Linked DNA regions of Mus musculus: regions 1 and 3 are each linked to region 2. Evidence: chromatin loops called from intact Hi-C (ENCODE). Cell type or tissue: heart. All regions are shown on one strand.

Evidence for each region. A loop is a pair of places that touch in the nucleus more often than their neighbours do. Peaks named below come from ENCODE experiments on the same cell type or tissue, not always from the same donor. Only the 100,000 strongest peaks of a DNase experiment are listed, where the experiment ranks them.
Region 1: a loop joins it to region 2, with 2.2 times the contacts of the local background. A loop is called at or near these places in 2 of 42 quality-filtered maps.
Region 3: a loop joins it to region 2, with 4 times the contacts of the local background. A loop is called at or near these places in 8 of 42 quality-filtered maps.

What each region holds. Positions count from the first base shown.
Region 1 is chr17:15,132,843-15,140,842 of GRCm38, forward strand. No RefSeq gene overlaps it. Among named protein-coding and RNA genes, the nearest start is that of Gm35455, 15 kb to the right of the region's middle. In heart, no CTCF peak of the experiment used is centred here; DNase peaks (open chromatin) are centred at 2,259, 4,869 and 7,709.
Region 2 is chr17:15,373,381-15,381,380 of GRCm38, forward strand. Dll1 (delta like canonical Notch ligand 1) reads right to left here and starts at 2,443. Exons shown (of 11, transcript NM_007865.3): 1 at 1,807-2,443; 2 at 1,286-1,579; 3 at 510-570; 4 at 57-314. The coding sequence starts at 1,860. In heart, CTCF peaks have their summits at 75, 3,730 and 4,761 (motif pointing left); DNase peaks (open chromatin) are centred at 1,321, 2,501, 3,211, 3,601 and 3 weaker places; H3K4me3 peaks cover 5,000 bases; H3K27ac peaks cover 2,866 bases; H3K27me3 peaks cover 6,566 bases.
Region 3 is chr17:15,286,509-15,294,508 of GRCm38, forward strand. No RefSeq gene overlaps it. Among named protein-coding and RNA genes, the nearest start is that of Gm35576, 5.1 kb to the left of the region's middle. In heart, no CTCF peak of the experiment used is centred here; DNase peaks (open chromatin) are centred at 2,323 and 4,033; H3K27me3 peaks cover 250 bases.

The DNA.
Region 1 (8,000 bases), 240 kb before region 2:
TTTGTGAACCAATGAGGTTATTTTTTTATTGATTCTTGGTGAGTTTCACACCATTCTCCCCAGTCCCTCTCATCTCCCTGTCTTCTCATATCTATCCTTCACCCTTGTAAACCATCCCCCCAAAATAAACACACACACACACACAAGTAAACAAAATAAACAAGAAACAAAGCATAGGAAACATCTCCTTGTGGAAGCTGTAGTGTGTCTCCGTGTGCCCCACAGTATATCCCTCTGTCCACACATCTTCACTTTCAGATGTTTCATTTGGTTCAAGATCTCTGGATTCTGTGACACCATCAATAGTAGATCCTCACTGAGACTCCTCCTGGCTGTCCTGTTGTTGCCCTGTGTCACGGAGATCCTGCAGCTTTGGATCAGCAGAAAGGTCCCTTGCGCCCCAATAGTTCAAATGTAGATTTTGGGGTGGGCCAACTTAGAGCCTTGGATCTGGGCCTGGGTGGTAGCTGAGCGGGTCAGCCCACAAGCTCTCCCTTATCTGCACCACCAGGGCAAGATCTCCAGCACTGCTCTGGCTAAGCGACCAAATGCTGGCCATTGGCAGGATGCAGGGTCAGCTCTCCTGCTCTCACACCATCAGAACTGGATCACCCATGCCTTCACCATGAGGGTCAGCTCCACTGTGTTGCCGGGCATCAAGTTAGGAAGAACAAGGAACCACCATCTGCTCTGCCCTTGACTTGTGTAAGAACACCACCACCACCACCACCACCACCAAGGTGTCTTTTTGCCCATTACCAGGGGGATGATCCAATGAGTTCTATTGGGGTCACTTATAGGAATATGAATGAGAGGTTACTTACAGGAGCAGAAATGACTCAACGACAGCTGCATCATTGAAACCCACCCCACTATAGGTGACAGCTCACAAAGCTGGGGATCTGGAGCATACTACAAAGCCTGAAGGCAGCTCAACAAGTTGGAGGGCATCCTTTTCAGGTTGTCTCACTTGGTCTAAACCTCTTCCAGGCAGCTCACCTGGTTTTTGCTCCTTCCAGGAAACTGGTCAGGTCTGAAAATCTTCTTTGCAATTTGCCTTCCCTCTGTCTGAGAGGAACTGTCAAGTTTTATTATGGATTCTGGCAGGGAGGAGCATAATGAATCTAGTCAGTTTCATGGACTTCCTGAAGCTATTCTGAGTTGTTTGCCTTCCTGCTTAAGGACCTTCTTGCAAGACAGAATGTCCTCATCTGGACACTGCTCATAACAGAAGGGATACAGGTGATATTAACTTCATGAGTCATCTGTGGCAAAGCATTGTGCAGCAACAGAGACTATAAACAAGTAATGCCACGTCAGAGATGGTTAGGAACAGTTGGATACACGGTCTCAGGTATGAGATACAGAGGTTTTATGGGCGCTCTCTGCTCCTTCCAGGCCAGGCTCGTTTATGCATGAAAGAAGAAAAGGCGTGGCTTCTTGAATCTTGACTATTTGGAATCAAGATATATGTAAATTTTATATAAAATTCTTTAACATGAACTCTAGGTCACACTATTCTGAGCTTGGCTTTCTGTGTCTGAGATGGCTTTGGCCAGTGGCTTTGACTCACAGCGGCTTGCACATGTTGGCGGGGTTTATCTTCAATTTCTTTCAAAGGGCAGAGTGACGCTCTTTCCATTGTCACTTCCCGTCAATGCTGTCTCCCCCACAACACTTTCCCTCTGTGAGGAAAGTTTCAATGTGTTACTTGGGTTGTCTGCATGCTATAGAGGACCAGGGGAGCTGACCCTGATCCAGACTGCACTGATAGAAGCCAGCCATGTTACAGGAGCATGGCAAGTGTTGGGTGGCACACATCAGTGATGGCGGAGTGTGGATTTGGGGAACCTGGAGTCCTAGTCACAGACTTCACTGTAACAGGCTTTCTGAGGGGTTAGATCATGTTTGAGTTCCAGGCTCCAGGCTCTGCCCTTTCCAGCCTCAGATGTGAGCATGCAACGTGAACTCTCAATGCCTCATTGTTCTTATCTGTATAATGGGTTTCACAGTAGTAGGGCCTGGCACACAGTATGGGAGGCAGAAAGCCTGCCCAATTCATGCTGAGCACCTGACATGAAAACCACCCATCAATGCTGTGACACAGTGTTTGTGACACCTTGTCCAGCGACACAGTTGTTCTGGGATCGAGCCCCAGTCAATGATGTGCTGATTCAGAGCAGGCAGACAAGCCCAGATCTGAACACGCTGTATCCCTCAGCAGAAGTAACTGAGATGCAGCTGTTTGTTATCAGCTCAGGCAAAAGTGCAGTTTATCTTGGTGTGGACCCAAACAGGCCGCAAACCAAGACAAATACTCTTTGATGTGATCCGCCTCACTTGGGGCTACTTCTGGTCATCCTGTGCTGGGCAGGGAGAAACCTGAGAAACTATCCAATGGGAAAAAAAAGTATGAAGAATGCTGCAGGGGAAGGAAGGCCCTCAGCAGCCATGGCCTGAATGTCTCATGACACAGGGGTCTGCAGGAATTTTGGTGGGAAAGTGGTTATTTCTCAACCCAGGGAATAAAAGACCTAAACAGGAAGCCAAGACCCCGAGTGCACACTCAGCCACTCCTGGCTCACCTTTGGGCCCGTTCTGTGTGCTGGACACTTTCCTGGGTAGTGTCCAGGTGCAGTCAGGGAACAGCTTCGTTCGCAAGGGAAGTGGCCAGGAGTAGCGAATGAGAAGCCAGCGCTTATGGATTGTAGAACCTAAGGGGCCAGAAACATCTAGCAGGGCTTGTTAGCAATGAACATATAAGACATTGATAATTTATATTTGCCTCATTCAGAAAAAGAAAGGAAGGAAGGGAGGGACGGAGGGAAAAAGGGAGAAAGGAAAGAAGAGCTAACTACAGAAGAGCAAATATTAGGCCTCTGTCAGGTGACCATGCCCCCAGGTACTCCAGAAGCTGAGGCAAGGGGATGGTTTGAACTCAAGAGTTTGACATCAGCTTGGGCAACACGTTAAGACCCTATCGCAAAAGGAAACAAAATAAACACCAAGAACTTGCACTGTGCCTTCCGCTGGGATGGGACCTCTGCTGTTGGATTCGGTGGGGTCAGAACAGCAGGCATATGCTTTACAAAGCAAGGTCTCTGCGAGTTGCCTGTGTTTTAATGAGCAGATAAGAGGCTTCACGGGGGAAACTGTGTGTCTGACTGAACAGTGAGGATTGGTTAGAGCGTCCTCCAGGATCTAGGTCTGCCATGTGGACATGTGGACCCATGAAAGCACCTCCCCACCCCAGCTCTGAGTGAGGACATCCACTGGTCAGCCATTTCTGCATCCAGTATCTTTTGGTCCTACATGACTGAGTGTGGGTTGTACCCAGTCCTTCCATATGGTTAATTCACTGGGCCCACAAAGAAGGCAGGTCGGAGTTGGTCTGAGTGTTGAGAGTGTTTCTAGATGGAAACGGTAGAGCAGATGGGCCTGTGAGAAAGTCAGGGACTCTGGGAAATCTGTTCTCTGGCCCAGGGAATAGGGCCACCCATTGGGTCCTCAGCATTCCTCCATTCCGAAGGAAGGTGGCCCTGTGAAAGATGTCTACAGAAAAGGTCTATTGACAAGCCACCATCTGTGATGGCTCCTGGGAAGGTGCAGAGCTGCTAATCCCTAGTTCTAAGCAATCTTCCTATTGCACACCCAGGGTTAGGAAGACACACTCTGGGAAGCTGCCCAAGTCCAGGCTGGAGCCAGTGAGCTAGCTGTCCCACAGACAGGAAGCTGGCAGAGGAGAAGGTCCTAGGGCCCACAAAGGTGCTCTGTTAGTTATAGGTAAGTGGGAAGAGCTTGCTTGGCCACTGGTATCCTTGATTCTAGACAGACAATGCTGTTTTAGTAGATGGGAGATATATCTTAGTTGACATCTTGGAGAAAAAAAAAATCTTCCAGGCTACCCTCAAAGTCTAAATGGCTGCCAGGCCCTTCATCACATGCAACAGTGACCCAGCCATTGCCCAAGGTAAGCCTGAGACCTGAACGTACAGTTCACAGCCCAGCTTGTCCAGGCAATGTGCAACTTTCCTTAGGCTTCATCCTTGGAGCATGTCTGCCTTCCCAAGGAGCCCCGCCGTGCCCCCAGGACTTGTAATGAGTCCTACTGCCAAGGAGAAAATGGCTACTACTCAGTGCTTAGAAGAAATATGTCGCTTGCACATGCAGGCTTACATCCATACAGGCATGCACATAGACATAAGCATACAGAGACATGGGTATAGTGCATTTACCTGCATACAAAGACATACATGAAATCTTGTGTAATCACATCACACAGACAAGCTACACACATATATGTGTACTCTACATACACTTACTCACATATGCAGGTGCATCACACATCACACACACACACACACACACACACACACACACACACACACACACACTAAAGAAGACATTGTTTTCCATGTGTTTCCTCTGTGACCTCTGTGATACTGACATGTTTAGATGTCCTGATGAACAAGTCTGAATGGAGGCCACAGTGTGTGTGTGTGTGTGTGTGTGTGTGTGTGTGTGTGTGTGTGTGTGTGAACACATAGGGTATGGGCAACAAGGCTGTATTGAAGCGTAGGAAAGGCAGGTCACTTGTATCAGGATTGGAGTTTGCTGAGGTTCCTTTTTTTTTTCAAGGGAAATTGAGTACTGCGGTTGTTGGTCCTGGTGTGGGCATAGGAGTAGAGGCTAGGGGGTGGGGACCAAGAGAATGAGTCAGAGTGATTGCTGCCATCTACATTCTGGCTGGTGACTGGGAGGACAGGGTGGGGAGTGGGGAAGGAAGGGAATTGAGGGTCCCTCCCCCTCTGCCTGCTGCGATAAAGACAATGTCAAAGGAGAGGGTTCTCTGCCAAGGCGATGGTGGTGCCGGGGCAGAGTGAGGTCACTGCCTTTGGGTGAGACTGGTTTCCTAACAGGAGGGAGGCAGGAAACAGCGGGGAGCTGACACTATGCCAGCACCAGGAAGGGAGGGGGTCAGGCCTGGAAGCTCCTGGCTGGCACTGAGGGTGCACAAGCCCCTGCACCTGCAAAGCCACAGTGAGCACGGGGTGGTGGTGGTTGCTTGAATTGTGGGGATTGTGAGAGGGGCTGCTGCAGAGCTAGGACTCAGGACTGTGGCTCGAAGCTTGCTTTCTCTATGGTGACCACTGGTTGACCAGTTCACACTAAGATGGTTTTCTTCTCTGAACAGCGGGAAGTTGCAGCCATTAAGTTTCAGCTGTCTGGCTGCAGGAGCCCAGTCCTCTGGTTCCTTTAGCATCCCTCACAGGTTAGAGTGGCTTCTAGCAGAATTCAGAATTTGCCGTATGCCCTCAATTCTAAGGCCTTTCTTACTCAGGGACTGGACCGCTCTGTGGCTAATATACGGGGGACAGGTGGTGACAGGGACACCTCACCCATGGAGCTGCAGAGCACTGAGCACTGGCTGCACCTGTCCTTGTCCCTTTGCCCTGGTGTAAAGGACATTTGTAGTCCTTGGTCATTATGCAGTCAACCTTACCTTCAGGATATTAAACATGTTTGTCATTTCATTTTTCCACACAAGCTGGAGGACCATTTTTCTAATTTTTATGAGAAAGCCTGTTGGAACTTGGATAAGAACTTCATAGTCCACAGAGCAATTTAAAGAGGCTATCGTCACAATGCTAAGGTTTGCTTTCACAGACATTTCATAGACATAGAGTCCCATTCTGTCCTTCCAAAAATGGGGAACTTACCTTCTACCTCTGAGGAGACTAACCAAGGGCAATAGCAATAACCCGTAATGTTTTGAGAATCTCTTGGATAACACATGACCTATGCTCAAATAAGGTCTTTTCAAGTCTAATTTGGGGGGTTTTGTTAAATGGTCTTTGGTTCTCGGTTGGAGCATCTCATCACCTTAAATGAGATAATTTCAAGTAAACCATATATGTATACCTATACACAAAATTATGAGTACTATAGGTTTTTGTTTTAGATAGTTAATAGTGTGTTTCCGTATGACTTTTCTTCCCAGCCCAAGCCCAATCCCACACTAGGAATTGAACTGAAGGCCTACAGGTGTCAGGTAAGCCAAGAACTGAACCTCTGAGCTGCAGTCCTAGGACTCCACCCCACATTTTTTGGCCTTTTGATATTTTTGAGACAGTATCTTTTAGTTTTCTACACAGGCCTTGAACTTGAATCTTTCGACCACAGTCTCCCAAGTTTAGCTGGTGTTACAGTCTTATACCACCAGACCCAGCACACAGAGGAAACCTTTTAAAACTTACATTTCTAACCACTGCCGCCCTTAGACACAAAGTTTTCTTTTCTGTGTCAGCCTTGCAGTGAACAGCTGACAATGCTCGAAACATTTCTAACAACTTTCCCAGCAGTTTTTTTGTGATTATTCAGGATTTTCACACTTGTTTAGAAACATTCATATAAAGCACATTAGGCCTCAGTATGGCATTTTCAAACAAAATTTGTTTGTGATTCTCCTTTCCTCTTCTCCCCCATCGCCCATCCCCCTGCTCCCTCCACCTCAGCACCCTCTTTCCCTGACTTCAAGTCGGGTGTTACAGCATCCATCCCCCTTCCTCAACACCTCTTTCCTCCTTCACATGGTTCTCTTTGTAGTTGTGTAGTCAGTACACCACACCCCAACCACACCCACACATATTCACATATGTAAACCTTAAAAGCAAGGAACCACACATGACAGCAAACATTCCATAGCTGTCTTTTTGAATTTTAAACTGGCTGGGTTTCTCACTAATTTTGAACAAAGGTGATAACAATGAGCATGTACTTGTATTTTTTTCTGACTCCAAAGGACATGCCTTTAAACTTCACATCAAGACGGCCTGACTTCCAGATTTCTTAAAGGGGCCTAGGATCTCCTAAGGGCCTTGCGGCTTCAGAACACTTCCCCCAGGCTTCCTCTATGTCTTCAACATTGTGTTAGGACAACTTCAAGTACATCCAAAATAGAGAATATAAGTCTATGGTTTGAAAGATGTGTGCCCTTTCAGAATCCATGTGAAACCTAATCCTCAAACACAATGGAGTTGAGATGTGGGTTTCTGGGGGAGGAGATTGGGTCATGTGACTTCATCCACAAAGGATTAGTGTCTTTTAAAAGGACTTGTAGGAAATAGCAGTCCTGGAGTCTTCTCAGAGTCAAGCTGTATGCAAGATGAATACATTGATGGCCACCAGTACACCAACTGTGGTTACTACAGGCTTAGAGCATCTATCGCTTGTCCTAACTTTTGGCAGGACTGGGACTAAATCAAGGGCACTGAACATGTAACTCAAGCACTCCAACACTGAGCCCCAGGTCCAGCCCTGACTTCCTTTACCTATTTAAAAAATTAAAGCATGACCATAATTCTCACTTGAAAGTGTCCTTTCCTAATTACTTATTAGGAAAAAAAAAAAGCAATAAGAAAATAAATACGCCAAACGTGGTGGCACACGCCTTTAATCCCAGCACGTGGGAGGCAGAGGCAGGCGGATTTCTGAGTTCAAGGCCAGCCTGGTCTACAAAGTGAGTTCCAGGACAGCCAGGCTACACAGAGAAACCCTGTCTTGAAAAACCAAAAAAAAAAAAAAAAAAAAAAAAAAAAAAAAAAAAAAAAGAAATCCATGCAGGAAGAGTTCATGAGGTGCTTGGCCCAGCTTGCCCTACGTCTTTGATGGGGATAACAGGCAGGAAGAACGCTGATGAGGTGGCCAGGCTGGCAGGCTCAACTGTTTGGGGCAGGACTCAGGAATGCTCAGAATGCTGGGGCGGATCTGTACAGTGTGTGGCTATCTGGATTGAGAAGAAACACTTCCCAGTTTTATTCCCAGGGATTTAGGACACAGTATGGCTAGAGGAGCCTGAGGTTGTGTGGCTTTCATTACGTGGCCCCTCCTTTCAGAATGTCACCTCTGCATCTCTTGTATGTTGTTTCTGGCTTAGAAAGAGGGACAGAACTTTTCTAAAATAAATAAAAACAAAATTACTCTTCTAGAGAAATGTCTTC
Region 2 (8,000 bases):
GCCTCGTGTCTTTCCCCATAAATGGACCCTTAGGGGTCATTCTCCAGAGGACTCACGGTCAGTGCAGTACTGGCCTTTCCAGCCAGGGTCGCACATCTTCTCCCCTCTGTCCCCGCAGGTGAAGTGGCCAAAGGCGTCATCCCGAGGTCGGCAGAACACAGAGCAACCTTCTCCGTAGTAGTGCTCGTCACACACAAACCGGTAAGAGTACCGGAGGTCTGTGCGGCCGCTACTGTGAAGGTCCTGAGACCATTCTTCTCCCACAGTGAGGTGCCTCTGTGTGGTCAGGCGGCTGATGAGTCTTTCTGGGTTTTCTGAGAGAGAAGATGCTCAGGTTGGTAATGATAACACCTAGACGCTAGGAACCGAGAGAGTGGTATGGATGCTGTCAAGCCAAGGACCCTTCTTCTCTGAACTCCAGGTGCAGAGTGAAGGTAAGAGGCCTGGGCTGAGTGGGTAAACTGTGTATCAATGGGGAGAATGCATAGTTTAGGGGCTTGGAGTCTTACCTGTTGCGAGGTCATCGGGAGAGTCTGTATGGAGGGCTTCAATGATCAGAGAGAAGGTACCCTAGGGAAAGGGGAGAAGATGCTTGATAACCGGAAGTGTGGAGGAGGAGGAAGGGGAGGAGGAGGAGTTGGGAGACTAGGAGTGGGAGGAGGAGGAGCTGGAGGAGGAGGAGAGGCATTAAAGAGAACCAAGTACAGAGGCTCTCAGATCTCTGTGTTGTGCCAATGAAGGTCAACTCCTATCACTTTCCTTAATTAGAAGAATTTTAAAGAGTGTCCCCCCCCACACACACACCGTGTGTGGGTTTGGTTTTTTAAAAACATGTTAATACAGGAAATTGTATTTTAAAAAGGGGGGAGAGTACTTGATGGAGCAAGGTGGGGTGCAGGAAGAGGAGAGGGCAGCTGTCATTTGTTTTCTGGGGGTGGAACCTCGAGGATGGAGAGCAGCCCCAGCACTGGTAGCAACCCAACCAAGGCCTAAGAGCTAGGGGACAAGAACTCTCCCAACTTTGGGGGTAGGGGAGGGAAGCATTCGACCTTTCAGGTAAGTAGGAGGTGTGTGAGAAATGCCCAGGGCTTGCAAAAGCCTCTGGGGTTCCACACCCCCTCCTCAACTGCCAGTCAGTTCCCAGTAAGAAGTCAAGACCTCAGGCGTGTCTTTGTGGGATTCCCCAACCCTTATCAGTGGCCCTTGCCTTCTTCCCACTGCCAACCACCAACCAGCCACCCCTACCCCTCCAGACCCAGCCGAGTGCGCGCAGGTGCCCACTCACTGGCCAGGTGAAGCCGAAGGGGAATCGGATGGGGTTGCTGAAGGCGGGGTCGATGCCTGCGCCATCAGGCAGGCTGAAGGAGTCGACACCCAGCACTGGCGTGACAGCACTGCCGTAGGTGCAGGGTGGCTCCGGTGACACGCTGGCCTGGTAGTGCTTGAGGCATACGCGAAAGAAGGTCCTGCAGGCGCAAGGCGGGCCAGAGCCCCCGCGGCAGCAGTTGCGGTTCCCCAGCAGCCCCTTCTTGTTGACGAACTCCTGCAGCTTCAGCTCAAATACGCCGGAGCTCCAGACCTGCGCGGGGAAGGGGCGTGAGGTCGCGCCGGCGGCGGAGGGACCCGGGGGCGCGCGGGCCCTTGCTAGGACGCAGAGGCCGAGCGCACCTCAGCGCCCATCCGGAGCTGCCCGCTGCCGGGCAGCTCTCGGGGTCGTCGCTGCCGGAGTCACTTGGGGATGGACAGCTGATCGGCTGGTCCGACTCCCCTCCCTCCACCGCGCAGCAGCCCCGCCCGGCCCCCTACCTGGCACAGCAGGGCAGAGACCACGGCAAGGGCTAGCGCGCTCCGACGGCCCATGGTACCGCTGGACGCCCTTGCTCTCCTAGAGTATCCTCTTTTCTTTCTTCTTCAAAGACCCAGGGATGCCAGGAAAGTCTATATGACCCGAGGAGTACTGGCGGAAAGGCGTCTCTCGGCTCCAGGTGTGCTATCAGGGCCAGGTCGCTTCAGGAGGGTGCGGTGCCTTCAGCTAGGTCCCCGGCAAGAGCTCTACGAGGCACTGAGAAAGGACAACTTTCGGTTTCCTCTTCGTCTGGCTTTCAGTCCACGGAGAGGTGAGTGTCTCCTGCTTTCTGGTTTTGTCTTAAGCTTCTTCGCGGAGGGAAAGAGGAGAAAGGAGATAAGACACAGAGGGAAGAGAGCCCAGATGTTCAGCTTAATTCCCAAGAGAGCTTGCAGTGGCTTCCTTCGCAGGCCTATTAGGAAGCGGCGGTCTGGAAATCCCACCGGTGAGGCGATAATCCGGGGCCCCGAGGGGCGCGGTGGGAACGGTGGTGGCAAGGACTGCGGCGCGCGCCCTGGTTTCCCGGCCCGGCGTCACTCGGCAGCCGCTGCCGCTCCCAGAGTGTTCTAGACCGGTATCTCTTGCACTATCGCCAAGCCTCGCGTCTTCCTCAAGAATTCAGCCAATGCCATGCGAGAACACACACCGAGGACCGGAGGCCGAAGCGTGGGAGGCTCCGTGCCGCACCGGTGCTCTCCCGTGACCTGCCCTGGTCAGACAGGGTAACCGCGGGTGCACGCCGGAGGATCTGGCCCGGGCTGGCGCCTGCCACCCTTAAATCCTGCCGGCCGCTCGCATAACTAATGAGATGCAAATGAGCAGCCCCCCAATCTGGCGAGAGCTGTCACAAAGGAGCCACTTTTCCAAACCCTCCTCTCAATGGATCGCCAAATGGTCAGTGAGCTGTAAAATGTGCAACCCTCCTCCCCGCCCCCCACCTCCCCGCCCCCTAGTCCTCTCTGCCTCCGCCCTCGCCCCTTCGCCTCCCTCCCCCAGCGCAAAACCCGCTCATTTACATTCCTGCAAAACGTTCCCGGAGACGAACCGCTCTGCTCCCGGAGCTGGAGCTGAGGCCGCGTCGCCCACCGCCCCACCGCCACAGGCCCGAAGACCCTAGGCACGCTGGGCGGCCTGAGCCTCCCACTCGCGGTCACCGCTAGACTCGCTCGCAGGACGCGGCCTCCGGACCTTGGCGTTTCCAACACTAGCCGCCTAGGCTCTCCTCGTTTGTTCAGTCCTAGGGACTGAGGAACCGGGGAGAGGTTAGAGGCCCGCGTCCCTGCTGCTGCCCCTCCTCCCTGGCAGCCTCTTTCTAAGGAGGAGTCTCCCGGAGGGGGCGGGGGCGGGGTGCCCGGTAGGAAAGGGACCCTTGAAGAGGTGGGCAAAGGGTGGCAAGAGCACCCCGGCAGTTTGGGAAGTTTGGGGAGGTTAGGCACGCTTATACCTCTGGTGAAGCCTGGCGATTGAGCCTCGGAGAGTGCCGATGGGCTAGCGATCCGGGCCGGACACCCCCAGACACCGCAGTGTCCCGGAGCGCTGCTGTCTCCGTGTTGTCCACGATCACTGGAAATGGGGAATTGGGGTCCGGATAGTGTATTCCCTGAGCCAGCAGAGCCAAAAGCTAAGCTTACCCCTTTCCCGGTGTACACACCCTCTCCCGGGAGATTTTCAACCAACACCACCTTCACTGGTGTCCGGTCCCACTCTCCTGGGTATTCCCCTCAGGCCTCCCTCTGCTTGGTAAAAAGTGAGTTTGGTGTGTGTCGTTCGCGTGGCTGTCATTAAGGCAGTCTGTTATTGTGCGAGGCTGAATCAGTGGCTCTTTGTGCGCTCAGCTGTATGGTAATGCAGACAGCACCTGCTCTCTGCACAATGCGGAGAGAAAGAGCTCCCCTCCGCGCACGCCGCGGCCTCTGCGACAATGTCCGGCACATGTTTGAAAGACTCCCCCCACCTCACCCCCCAACACATAACCTTTACACAACCGTCACCTTATTAGGTTTTTACACATCCATCAGACACTAGAACTTTTGTTTTCTTTTTTTTCTTTTTTTTTTTTTAAGGGAAATGAGTTTATTGGGAGGGCCCAGGACACACGTATCACAATGAATTACCTAAACGGCTCCCCTGGTTACAAGCTCCAGAGAAAAGTAAATGGAGATATAGTCTCTGACTTAGCACCTAGCTTTGTGTTGAGCATGCCATGAGCTGTATATTCCCATCTTTAGAGGGGCCTCTTTACTCCACCCCCACCACCTAGGCAGCTTCATTAGAATCCCGAGGTGTGATTCTTGGAGCTAGTGTTCCTTTGATTGTAGCACAGCCCCTAGGGTGTACCTGACAGGTGTCCTCACTGTAGGTGTTGCTGTCCTGTTGGTGAGAATGAGCCCTGTCCTGGCAGAGTAGCTTGATCATTTAGGCCAGTATCTGGAGCAAGATGTATATAATGCACAGAAAGAGAGGAAAACCTTCGCATGCCCAGAGAAACACTGCTAACAAGAATCTAGCAGTTACTGGGCAGAATCATCTGTGTTGGGCCATCTGGCAACTGAAATTACAGCTCCTTTTCTGATGACCCAGCCTGCCTACTGCTACCCTGTCTCCCAAACACTTTCAAAGTTTCAGAATCAACAGGAATTTCTGCACTTCACGTCGTCATCGCCAACTCACAGACAATCAAAGAGTTAACCAAAAAGCCATGTGTATAATACTCAAGGCTGAGGTGAGAAAGGCAGGGTTAGATCCCACTTTTTAAAAAACCTGTTTATTATAGAACAAATGGAGGCTTCAAAAGATACTGACACCCCTAAGGCACACCCCCATGGCCGTGGCAAAAACAGTCCCTGTCCTTTGTAAACTGTGTAGGGATTTGCTACATCACCACAAGGCTGGGCTAGCTTGAATCCTAACTTAATCTTGCCACCTAGTGTTAGGATTCCTTTTTCACTAGCTAATGTTTCCTGGGAAAGTTACTTTCTGAGAACTCTGTTTCTCAGAGCTCTGAAGCTGCTCTCTGTTGGGACTTGGGAGTGGGACTCAGGTGACAGGGGGTTCCTACAGCAGAGGGGATTCAAAGAAGAAAAGAAACAAGGTCAGATGCAGACTCCTCTGTGCCTTCGAGATTACAAGAAGAAATGAAATATCAGGAACCTTTTAATTAGAAGATGGAAGTGGAAACCAGGCTTGTTTGAATGCCTGTTTAGAAAACTGGAAATGAAAAGTTTCACGCGCAAGGGCTTAGACCCTGAGAGGGGTGGACTTGTCCCAAATCTTGAACAAACCCCCCTTAGTATTAAGTATTTGTTAAATTGACATGGCACAGATTTCTCGATTACAGTGGCAAAGCAGTTCTGAAAGGCATCGTAAAATCCATCAGAATCCTGCCCAACGCATTCATTCTTTTCCAACTTAATTTATGCCACACCATTCTGTATTGGGGAAATCAAGCAGAAAGCTCTTTTTTTCCTCCCTCCTACTCCTTCTGCTCTTCTTCTTCCTCCTCCTCATCCTCCTGTTTCCCCATTCTCAATCGTCCACCCCTAAGTTGGTTCCTATTCCCTTCTCTTTCAAACACAGAGCTAACGGGGAGACTGTTTAACTTCAGTGATTCTATAGGAGCCTGTTGTAGTTTAACTCCTGCGTACCAGTAGCTGAGAGGAACAAAGGACAGACTCGAGGTCCAGCTATTCATCCTTTCTTTGCACTTTAATTTTCATTGATTGGGAAGACAAGGGGAGCCCTTAGGGATTCGAGCCGGGAGGGGGATGACACGCCTTTAGACGCCATCAGCCCCCTAGCCAGCCATCTGCTCCGAACCAAATGGCGTTTTTTCACTCCCTAACTGCATGTCTCTATACTCCCACAGCTAAGCACTCAGAACCCCCCAAATGCAGGAGGGAGCTTAAGCCAGAGTATGTTAAATAGATTTGCCTGAATGTTGGCCTAGCCAACAGATTTCCCCTCCCCACACACCATAAATCCTCACCTTCACCATTAGAAGAAAGAAGGAAACTTTCTTTTAAATGCTTTTTGATGTTTCAGCAAATTTACTGTACAAAGTGTGGCTCATTAGAGCTGAGGAGACACCGAATACATCAGATACAGGACTAGAAGGAAGTATTTGTTGTCTGGTGGTAGTGTTGATTTTTTTCCACATGCCCCCCCCCCCCAGCCCCAATCTGAATAATTGCAATGGGTGGATAGGGCAGACTCAGGTTGCATAATAATCAGAATTAAAGCCACAACAAGTGCATCTGGAGTTCTGTCTGTTATTGATCCTGATTGTTTTCTGTATTTTACTGGTCCATGTGGTAATAAAAACTCCCAGGCACAATTTTATTGAATTAGTCGTGCCCATCCTCAGCACAGGTCACCTAGTCCTGACCCAATTCCTTCATGCACACACCTAAAAGGCTCACTTCTCAAGATACAGAGTTAACCGTGGCTGCAGACAGGGCAGTATCCATGCATAACTCCCAAACAGTTTTCAGACTAGGCCAAGCACAGGTTCAGTTTTCTGTGTAAACAAATCTGGAGACTTGAGCGGGATTTGTGTTTTCTCAGACCCACTGAACACTGTATACACAACAGAGGGTTCTCTCAGTCCTAAGAATTAGGATCCTTGTTCGGAACAACAAAACTGAAACTTCCAAGCAGCAAATCTGGTGTTGATCAAACATGCCAGCTTGCTTGAGGGGAGGAGGAAGAGGAGGAGGAGGAGGAGGAGGAGGAGGAGGAGGAGGAGCCTGTGTATTAATTAGTTCTAGTATCACATCTTGCCCAACAGCCCTTCTGTCCATTTTCCGCAGCCAGTTTTAGAATCAAAAGCAGTTAAAATATTAGGGGGAAAAAGTCCTTGCGTTGACGTGGAAAGGAAGCCTGTACCTGTGGCCCACCTGTCTGGTGTGATCAACCAAGTCCGCAGCACAACTCCCCTTTTAAATTCTCTCTGTGGTGCCAGGGCTGGCCTGGAGCTCAAGATACCCCTGCCTCAACCTCCTGAATTTTAGGATTACAAGCATGCCAACCATAATCCTGGCGCACACACTTTAATGTTTGTACAGACATGTGCACACTTGAATGCAATCAGCATTTGGCTTCCAATTAGACTAGAGACTTCGAGCCTCAGATTCACACCCACCAGGTGGAACCGGTAGGCCTAGCCTCCTCTGCGTTCTGTGGGCAGTACACTCAAAAGGAGTAATGAACCCAAAAGACTCCGGCATGGCGCCCCGTGAACTTCAGAGTGGATCGGGGTCCGAACTCCGTCATGCCGTAGGATCACAGCCCTTTCTTCTTTGATGGAACCGGCTGCCGCCTCCTTCTACCCACCTAGTTGGTGATTTTCCTTTGGGTAGCTAGATAGGAACTCAGAGCCATTGTATGCGCTCCGAGGACACCTCACCCTGGGGTGCGTGGGTCTTGGGAAGCCGGCTGCAGAAAGTTGCAAAGGCATGTGCTGATTTACATGAGAAAAGGGGAGGCGCGTGGCTCAGCTGGCGGCTGCCGCGCAGATGACAGATCGCCCCACCCGAGGCCCCTCCCCCTATGCCTCTCCTTCCTCGGAATCGTGGGTTGTCTGCTCCGGGCTGTCCTGCGCTGATTTCCATAACAAAGCGCGTGTTTACCTGCGGCTGCAGCCCGGGCGGGCGGGCCTTTGTCCCAGGATCAGATTATCCTAGCAGCTGCTCGTGGCCAGCCGAAGAGAGTCACGCGTGCACCTCGCTCGGAACTTTCCGCGGCCTTTGGTCTGGAATGGGTAGCAATGGGGTGAGGGGTTTGTGGGAAGAAGGCTCTAACAGGGGAGGGGTTGCGTTTAGTTTGCTCATACGTTTCTGACTCTCAACTAGAGTTAGCGCCCCTGGGGGCTTCTGGACGGTGGCGGTGCTAGAGAGGTGGCCATCGCTGGGCCTGTGGATGTGGGTACGACTTGAGTCACAAAGCTTTGAGACGAAGTCGTGCTGGTTCCATGCAGCTGGGCCCGGGCCACAGTGCTCTCACCTCACCTGGTATCACGAGGACCAGCTGGCTGTGCGAACGATGTCAGAATGACATCGCCTCCACGCTACCCCTACTCGCTCCCCTCCCTGTCCTCTCTCCTCCCCAGTGTCTAATTGCTCAGGCTCTGGCCTTGGGCGGGAGAGTTTAAAGATTA
Region 3 (8,000 bases), 87 kb before region 2:
TAACCTCTGAGTCCCACCCACCCACTGCCAGAGCCTCCAGTGCAGCGCCAACACCTCAGGCTCTGTAGTAGACTTTGCTTTTTTATCCCATGATGCATCGGAACAGTCATCAAAAACCTGGTCACAGGGGCCTTTTCTGTGGACCCAGGGCTGTCTCTGAGATGCTCTGCTTCCCTTAGAAACCCTTGGCTTCCTGCAGCTTCCAGAGCCTCAGCCTCTGCTGCTACCATCTGCATGACCCTTGCAGGTGTGTCTCCAGAGGGCTGAGCACCCTCACTGACCACCCATCAGAGCTTAGATTGGTGTGGCTGGAAGCATGAGACATGAATATGAACACAACATGAGACATTCTTTGCCCTTGTTCTCCCACATAGCTCACGAAGTTGAACCCCTTCCCTAGGCCCCCAAAACAAAGACAGTGGCCTGCTCTCTGCTCAGGTGCTCCAAGGATGTTAGTGGAGGTGGCAGCATCTCTGGGTCTGGAGTTATATGTCGTTGTGATCTGCCTGGCATGAGTGCTGGAAACCAAACTCTTCCCTTGCAAGACTAGTGTGCACTCCTAACCATGGGTCCATCTCTTCAGACCTTATGTTCAGTGAAACTATTTGCTGTGACAGAAAAAAAAATTAGAAACACTGAAAACCTCTACCTTTGAGATGTTAAGCAGGTCATAGATATAAGCTAAGCCTCAGAAAGGAAGAGGCCTAGGCTTTGGGGAGGCTGGGTCAGGCCAGCTCCCAGGGCACGATGATAACTCTCCCAGTGAGGCCTACCCCCTAGGCATGGGCTTCAAAACCTACTCTAGATAAAGAAAATGGCTTTGGGTCTGCAGAATGATGTTCTGGGATTGAAGCTGTAGAATGAGCTGCAGTCTTGGTCAGCTATGTGGCTCAGAAGCCATGATGCTTGGGCCAGTCTGTGCAAAAGTGAGGCTTCCAGGTGTGGATGTTATAAGTCAGAACGGAACTTCTCAAAGAGAGAAAGCACCCAAGGCTGGTAGAAAAGCAGACTATACAGAGGCTCTGTGAGTTTATACTGAGACTGTGACGTTGCAGTACCAGTTCAAGTGCCAGGTCCTCTTGGGGTTGCCTGAGATGGGAACCGTGGGGCTCTGATCATGACGGAGAAACAGAACTTAGTTTATACAGAGCAGCTTCCCCACAAGCAGGGTGGCTCCACTAGATATGAACACAATATAAGACCCTCATCTCCAGAGGACACAACTACAAAGCACTCTTGTCTCAATAGCACGGAGCCCCCACAATGCCCTTGTCTTAGAGGGTCATGACCCTCAGAATGCCTCCATGTCAACTAGACACAACTATGAAACACTGGCTATGATGCTTAGAACACCCTCATCTCAGCTAGACAGGGGCCTCAAAACACCTTGACATCAGATGGACATGACACTCAGAATATTTTTACCTCCAATGGACATAGCCACCCTTTAAATTTGATCTCACCTAGGGGACCCCAAGTGTGTCATGCAGCCATTTGCACTGAGTGGTATGTCAAAACTCAGTAGGGTCTGAAAACCAGTTATCTACCTCTAGGGGTGTGTGTGCGTGTGCGTGTGCGTGTGTAGGCCAATGTCCTGCCAATATTAGGAGTGGGAAAGGCAAGCAAAGATGTGTGGACCTATCCAATTTCTCTTCCTCTGAGCCAAGACCCTAATCCCATCCTGGCTTTGAACCTTTGTAAAATTTCCTCTCCATAAAGAAGATGGAGAAGGCCAAATACAAAGTCAGTCTTACGGAAGAAAACAGAGATTTCACTTTTTAAAAAATTAAAAATGAGACACCGAGGGAGCTAGGGGCAGGACCTGGAGGCAATCAGACCACCTGCACAGCTGTTCGTTCTTGACAAAGATGAGGCCAAATCCTCCTTAATGCCCACATTTTGTGGAGTGATAATTAATGTCTCCAAGTTACCTGGGACCCCAGCCTTGGTGCAACATAATACACAGCAGCCTCACGGGATGGATGGCCGGTGCACTTGTCCATTGTCTGAGAAAATAGTTAAGATGCATAACAGATAAGCAAGCGAATCCATGGGAAATAAAGTACCAGAGTATGCGATTGTGTGGTATAGTGCATCAGGGTACCCGGAGCAAATTCAGCTACAATACGCAATAATATCTTTCCTCTGGTAGCAACCACAGATCGCAGAAGCTACGTGGAGGAATGGTTGACGTGCTTTTCGTCAGCTTTAAGGGGCCCTGCCCAGGGGTACTACACTCCAGCGTTGGCCAGAGCTAGTTTCTGTTTTCATATTACTCCCACCGATACCATGGGGATCTGATATCAGGCCTCTTGGGAAGACAAGGAAGTTGAGGGTGTGGAAAGTAGGTGAAGGGGCCAAGATCAGGAGACACAGGACTGACACCATTGGTCCATTGTACTCAGACTGGACTAGCCTCTCTGGGGGCTACGAAGATGAGCCTAGAAACTGGCCACTCAGGAAGCACTAGAGGAAAGAAGCAACCAGCAGGAAATTGACCTGTCCCTGGATTCTGTACGAAGTAAGATCTCCCCAGCTACCAATATCTATGCTGACTGGGAGACAGATCACCTCTGTTCCCAACAGGGTCCCTTGAGAAGTTCCAGGTTCAGCAATTCTGATGCCAGGTAGACCCATGCAGAGCTCCCGTCAAGGGAGCCACAACTGTCCTCTTCCACACAATGCCTTACCCCAAAATCATGCCTAGTAAGTCAGGAACACATGCCACCATGTGGGACACAGCTGTGCGTGCAGGCGGGCCTCATCTCACTGGCCTTGGACAGGGTGTAAAGTCTCATAGTTAAGTGGATGCGGATATGTTCACAAACACTTCCTGGCCCCTGCCCTAGGTCATCATTGCAAAGAGATACATTATTGAGTTCAGTGATTCCAGTCTACTGTATACAAGATTGCTTCGTCCAAATCACTTGGGGGTGTATCAGAACTACAGGCAGGAGTCTTCATCCTCGGCTGCCCGGGCCCAAGAACACCAGGAAGAGCTGGATATGGCATAGGTCAGAGAGCCTCACGCACTGGAGAACCTGGCTTTCTGTCTGTAGACAGGAAGCATTCACAACCACAGCCTCACGGCCACTCATTGTCACAACAACGCAGATGCCTGAGTTCCAGCCGAGTGCTTTTGTAAGCATGGTAGTCTTGCTTCCCTTTAGATCTAGGTCCAGGTCCCTGAAAGCCTCTTCTGTAGAAATCAGCAGGGCAGAAGGATGCTTCTGTCACAAGCCCTCCTCTCAGCCTTTGCTGGTTGGAAAGATCATAGGCGACAGGAGCCTCTGAGGTTGGTGACAGGAAGTCTTTTGGCCGAGAGGCTTTTGTTTGCTGGAGCCTGACATGGTGCGTTAGGCTCTTTCCCTTCCTGTCTATAAAGAAAACTTTCTCCTGAGGTCTCAGTAAACGTCCCCCTTGCTGGTCAAAAACAAACAAAACAAAACATGTCACTCCTAAATGTAGTAAAAGATGGGCCATTGTTGAAAATTAGATCTGTATTGCTAGAAATTTAGGATGACCTATGGCCCTCCTGCCATCCTTTTGTCTCTCAGTTGGCACCTGTCATAAGGACCCCAGACTTGGACTAGGTCAAAAATGGCCCTACCTGATAGCTGGTCCACATCTTACTCTGCCTAGATCTAGATCTCTGACTCTGGCATGCTTTCATGCCACCTTTGTTTCTAGAACAAGCTCCTTTTAAAGTTCTCCTGAGCATCACTCAACTCTTTTCCAGTTTTGTCAGATAAGATTGTTGTACCCAAGACCACAAGCTAGGAACAACAATGTGACCCAGCGTAATTACCGTCGAGCAAATGACCAGGCTCCAGGAGTGTCCCAGAGCCTTGTACCACCTCTCATTATAGGCAGTGGTCTTCTCTCTTCTATGAGGATGCGAGGCCTGCTTCTGAGAAGCAATAGGAAACCAGCTGGCCCTAAGAGACTTACAGGGTCTGTCCCAAGCCTTTCCTGTGTCCTAAAAATACAGCCTGTTCCTGCAGAAGCTATTTTGGAGTGAGGCAACAAAGTGCTTCCTCAAGATGAAAAGAGCTGAGACTCCATAAACAGAATTCAGCCCTGGACCCTCTTGGGAATGGAGGCCAAGCCCACATGCCCAGCCAGCTCAGCTGACACCAAGCCACAGGTTCACAATGCTGACACTGCAGCCTCTCCCTGACTTTTAGGGAATCTATGTTTTGTTGTATTTAAATTTTGTTTTAAGATTCGAAAGTGACTTGGAAAAGTTGGACATGAAAAAACATTCAGGCTAACCCAGGTTCACAACTTTAATCCCAGCACTCAGGATACAGAGGGAGGGGATCTCTTTGAATTCCACATAGAGAGTTCCCTAACTACATAGACAGACCCTGTCTCAAAACAAAACAAAATAAAACAAAACAAAACAAAACAGTTCAAGGACGAGAAAGGAAAATCCTGAAGGACCGAGAACTGTATGTCACCAGTGGTCCGGGAGTCATTCTCCCAGGCCAGGCTCCAAACTTCATTGCCTGCACCCTGTCTAAGCTAGGAAGCCTAGATATAAAAAAATACATCCCCAGGTCATGTATAGTGGTACACACATTTAATCCCAATAGTTAAATACAAATGCAGGTGAATCTCTGGGAGTTCAAGGCAAATCTGGTCTCCATGTGAGTTCCAGGTCAACCAGAGACCCTGCCTCTATAAACAAACAAACAAACAAATTTTTCTAGAACTTGGATGGAGTCTCCAAGCACCCTACAGCAGAGATGAAAAAAAATGTTTCTCCAAGTCACAGAACCAGGCCTCACATCTGCATCTCCTGCGAGGGAGACCTTGTTGGGCTCATAGAGAATTCTGTCAGACCAACTGAATGGCCTAGAATTTTGAGAGAGCTGCAGCCTCTCCCTCTCTACTATACGTATGTAAGCTGCTTTCTTCTTGGGTCAGTCAAACCCCAGAGTAAATCCCAGATCCCAGCTGAAGCCTCTGGTTGTGGCCCTGGTGTTACCAGCAACATCTTCAATTTAATGTAGGGACTCAGGAGAGCATAAGCTTGCTCTCTTGATTTAAAGGAGAAAAGCAGTCGAAGGGTACTTTGCCTGGGTCTGACTCACCTGCCCCTCCCCCCACACACACCTCTCCCCCCTAAACCCACAATGCCTGCTCCATGTTCTCCAGAGCTCAGGCATCTAGAAGGATATCGAGCCCAGGGCAAGTATGTCATCCTGGATTGTCTAGGCACTGGACCAATTGTCTGCTCTGTCTATTCCCTGACCTTGCTGAGGTTCCAGGCCTCCAGGCTCCCCTTCATTGAGGCCTTGTATTCACCCTTGACCTTAGTCTGGCTCAAATAGCTCAGCAAGCCTCTATCTCTCCGGAGTTGCTAGCTTAGAAATCCTGCCCTCAGGGCTGACCTTCCTGAATCCCTCTTGCTGTATCGCTGTATCTGTTGTCAGTGGACGCAAAGCCCAGGGCAGTAAAAGCCCATGTGTTTCCCCTCTGCAAGCCATCAACCTCCTCACAGCCTCACTTCCATCTGAACCTTTTCCTTTTGATCTCTTAGCACTTTGTGTCCTCTACCTACTTGACCTTCTACCAATCCCTCTAGAGACCCACTCTTCTGTCTTGGCCCCTTTCCCTATGGCACACAATGGCACCTATACCTGCATCCCACAGCTTTTCCTAAAACCCAAGGCCCAGTTACACTCACGCTGAATTTTGCCCTATAAATTCAGAGCCAGTACCAGGGACCAAAAGCCTATTTACTAGAGTGATTGAAAGGATCCCCTGCACAGTAGCATGAGAATCAAAGAACCAGTGATCAACCCACAGAACAGTCACCTTGGGCTGACCTCCAAGCTGCAGGGTCAGATTAACCCCGGAAGAGATACAGGGTTTAGGGATAGGATCTGGGCAACCACTTTGCAACCAACTGGACAGCTGTGATGTTCTCTTCCCAGGGTAAACAGAAAGCCATCTTCAGCCACTACAGGCAAAAGTTCACACTTTTTGGACTAATGCAGGTGAACTGTCATAAGCCAGTGTAGATGGAAGCTCACCAGGAGCCAATGTAGCTGGCCTCATTCATTGGAAGCCATTGTATGTAGATGAGCTCACTCTCCACAAGCTAGTGTGAGACTCACTCAGCACAGACTCATGGCTGCGAGCCAGGAGGAATCCTCTCCCAGTATAGGAAAGCCAGAATGTGGCGAGGGCAGCAGGGCAGCAGCTGTGGGGATACAACGTCCAGTCTGTAATAAATACAGCAGAGCATCTGTACCTACCCTGGAAAGGCCTTGGAGACCTCCAGAATGTTCCATGATGTCATCTCCGTAATCTGCAGCATGCCTTGAAGCCAGAGCCGTAGTAGGCAGGGTGGGGATGGGGACGAGGCAAAGTGCAGGGTGGGGCACTGTGGCGGCAACAGCCCCAGGAATTCACCACCTGTTCAGGCCTTCCTATCCCAAACCACCTGAACCACCAATGAAAATGGTGTGGATTGAGCACTGGGTAGCTCCGGAAGTGGAGACGTCAGCTTGTCTCCTACATGACGTGATTTACACAAACGAAAATTGTATTATTGTAGAATTGCTTTTATCTTTAAATTTGATTGGTGCTGTTTGGAAACCGTGGAGAGTGTGTAGTTGGGGGGGGGGGGGTAAGAAAATATACAGTTGTGTCCACTTAGTCCCGAAAAGGCCGCTGCTCTGATTGAAGGATACCTCTTTTCATGCTGACAGTTCCTCCATGCCAGAGGTCAGAAATTGATCACTCAAAGCAAACGGAACTTCAAGTTTACCATTCTAATTTTTTGCCTCTGCTGGTGCATTATAAGTTAAGAAATGAGCAGAAGCCTGAAGCTCTTTTAAAAAGAAGAAAAATATTTGCACCTTTTCCTCAAAAAAAAAAATTTACAAGAATAAGAAATGGCCCCTAAAGCCAAGGCAGTTGCAACTCCAGTAGCAGATGGGAGTTTGGGTTCTTAGTCGTGTCTTCAGGGATGGACAGACTATCTGCTGTCTGAAGGCTACAATATCCAGGAGATTCTGAGGCAGCAAGAGAGGCCGCATTAGATAGGCATGTGTTCACAACAAGGTGGAACACTTGGAGACAGTACAAGATGACAAAGGCTGTTGGAAATTTGGGGGGAGACAGAAAATAAAGGAGTGCAGATGTGGCTTTTATAAAAAAAAATCTGCCACAGGTTCAGGTATTTGAACACTTGGTGCTGTGTGGAGAGGTCATGCAAGGTGCAGCTTTGCTGGAGGGCGCACATCTCAGGGAGCAGCAGGCTTTGAGAGTTCAATGCTTTCCTACTTTCCCCTCTTCCACTTCTCACTGATCTCTTAACTCTGCACTCCCACCACTGTGCCTACAACTCAGCTGGCTCCAATCTCAGCCCGGGTTAGTTATGCTATTCAGAGGGAGCTAAGCCACTGAGGTCTTGGTGTACCCATTTTCTGAATCTTACAGGCAAACGTTACCAAAATCAGGCTTGGTTATGAGAATGTTTCCTAAGCTAAATTCCATTCAATGTCTAAGCCTACGAGGGAAGGGGAATATGGTCAGGCCCCCTGAAACAAGTTCTCATGGTGCTCAACCTACATGTGAACTTGAAAAGCTTTAATACACACGAAAACCTCTTCAGAATGTGAGGGCTTTGTCTGGAAGTCTGAGTGGAGAGCCGTTTCTGCCACATCCCACTAGCCCAGCTCATTAAAGCAGTGCTTACAGCCTGGACATTCTCTCTCTTGAGTACAAAAGCTCCCCTCAGTGATGGGTAATGCGCCCATGCACCCACCAGGCATCTTCACCTGTCGTTAATTACCAAGCCCCAGGCCAAGCCTGGCCCTGCCCACCCTTGCCTGCTTTATTAACTCAGATTGATTAAATAAATGATTGATCACCATGGACTCCCAGATCCCCACTGACGGAGGGTGGTAAATGATGTGCAGACCTCATTAGGAGTGTTATGAGCATCCCTTGGGGCCAGCCAGGCCTCAGCCCCAAACACA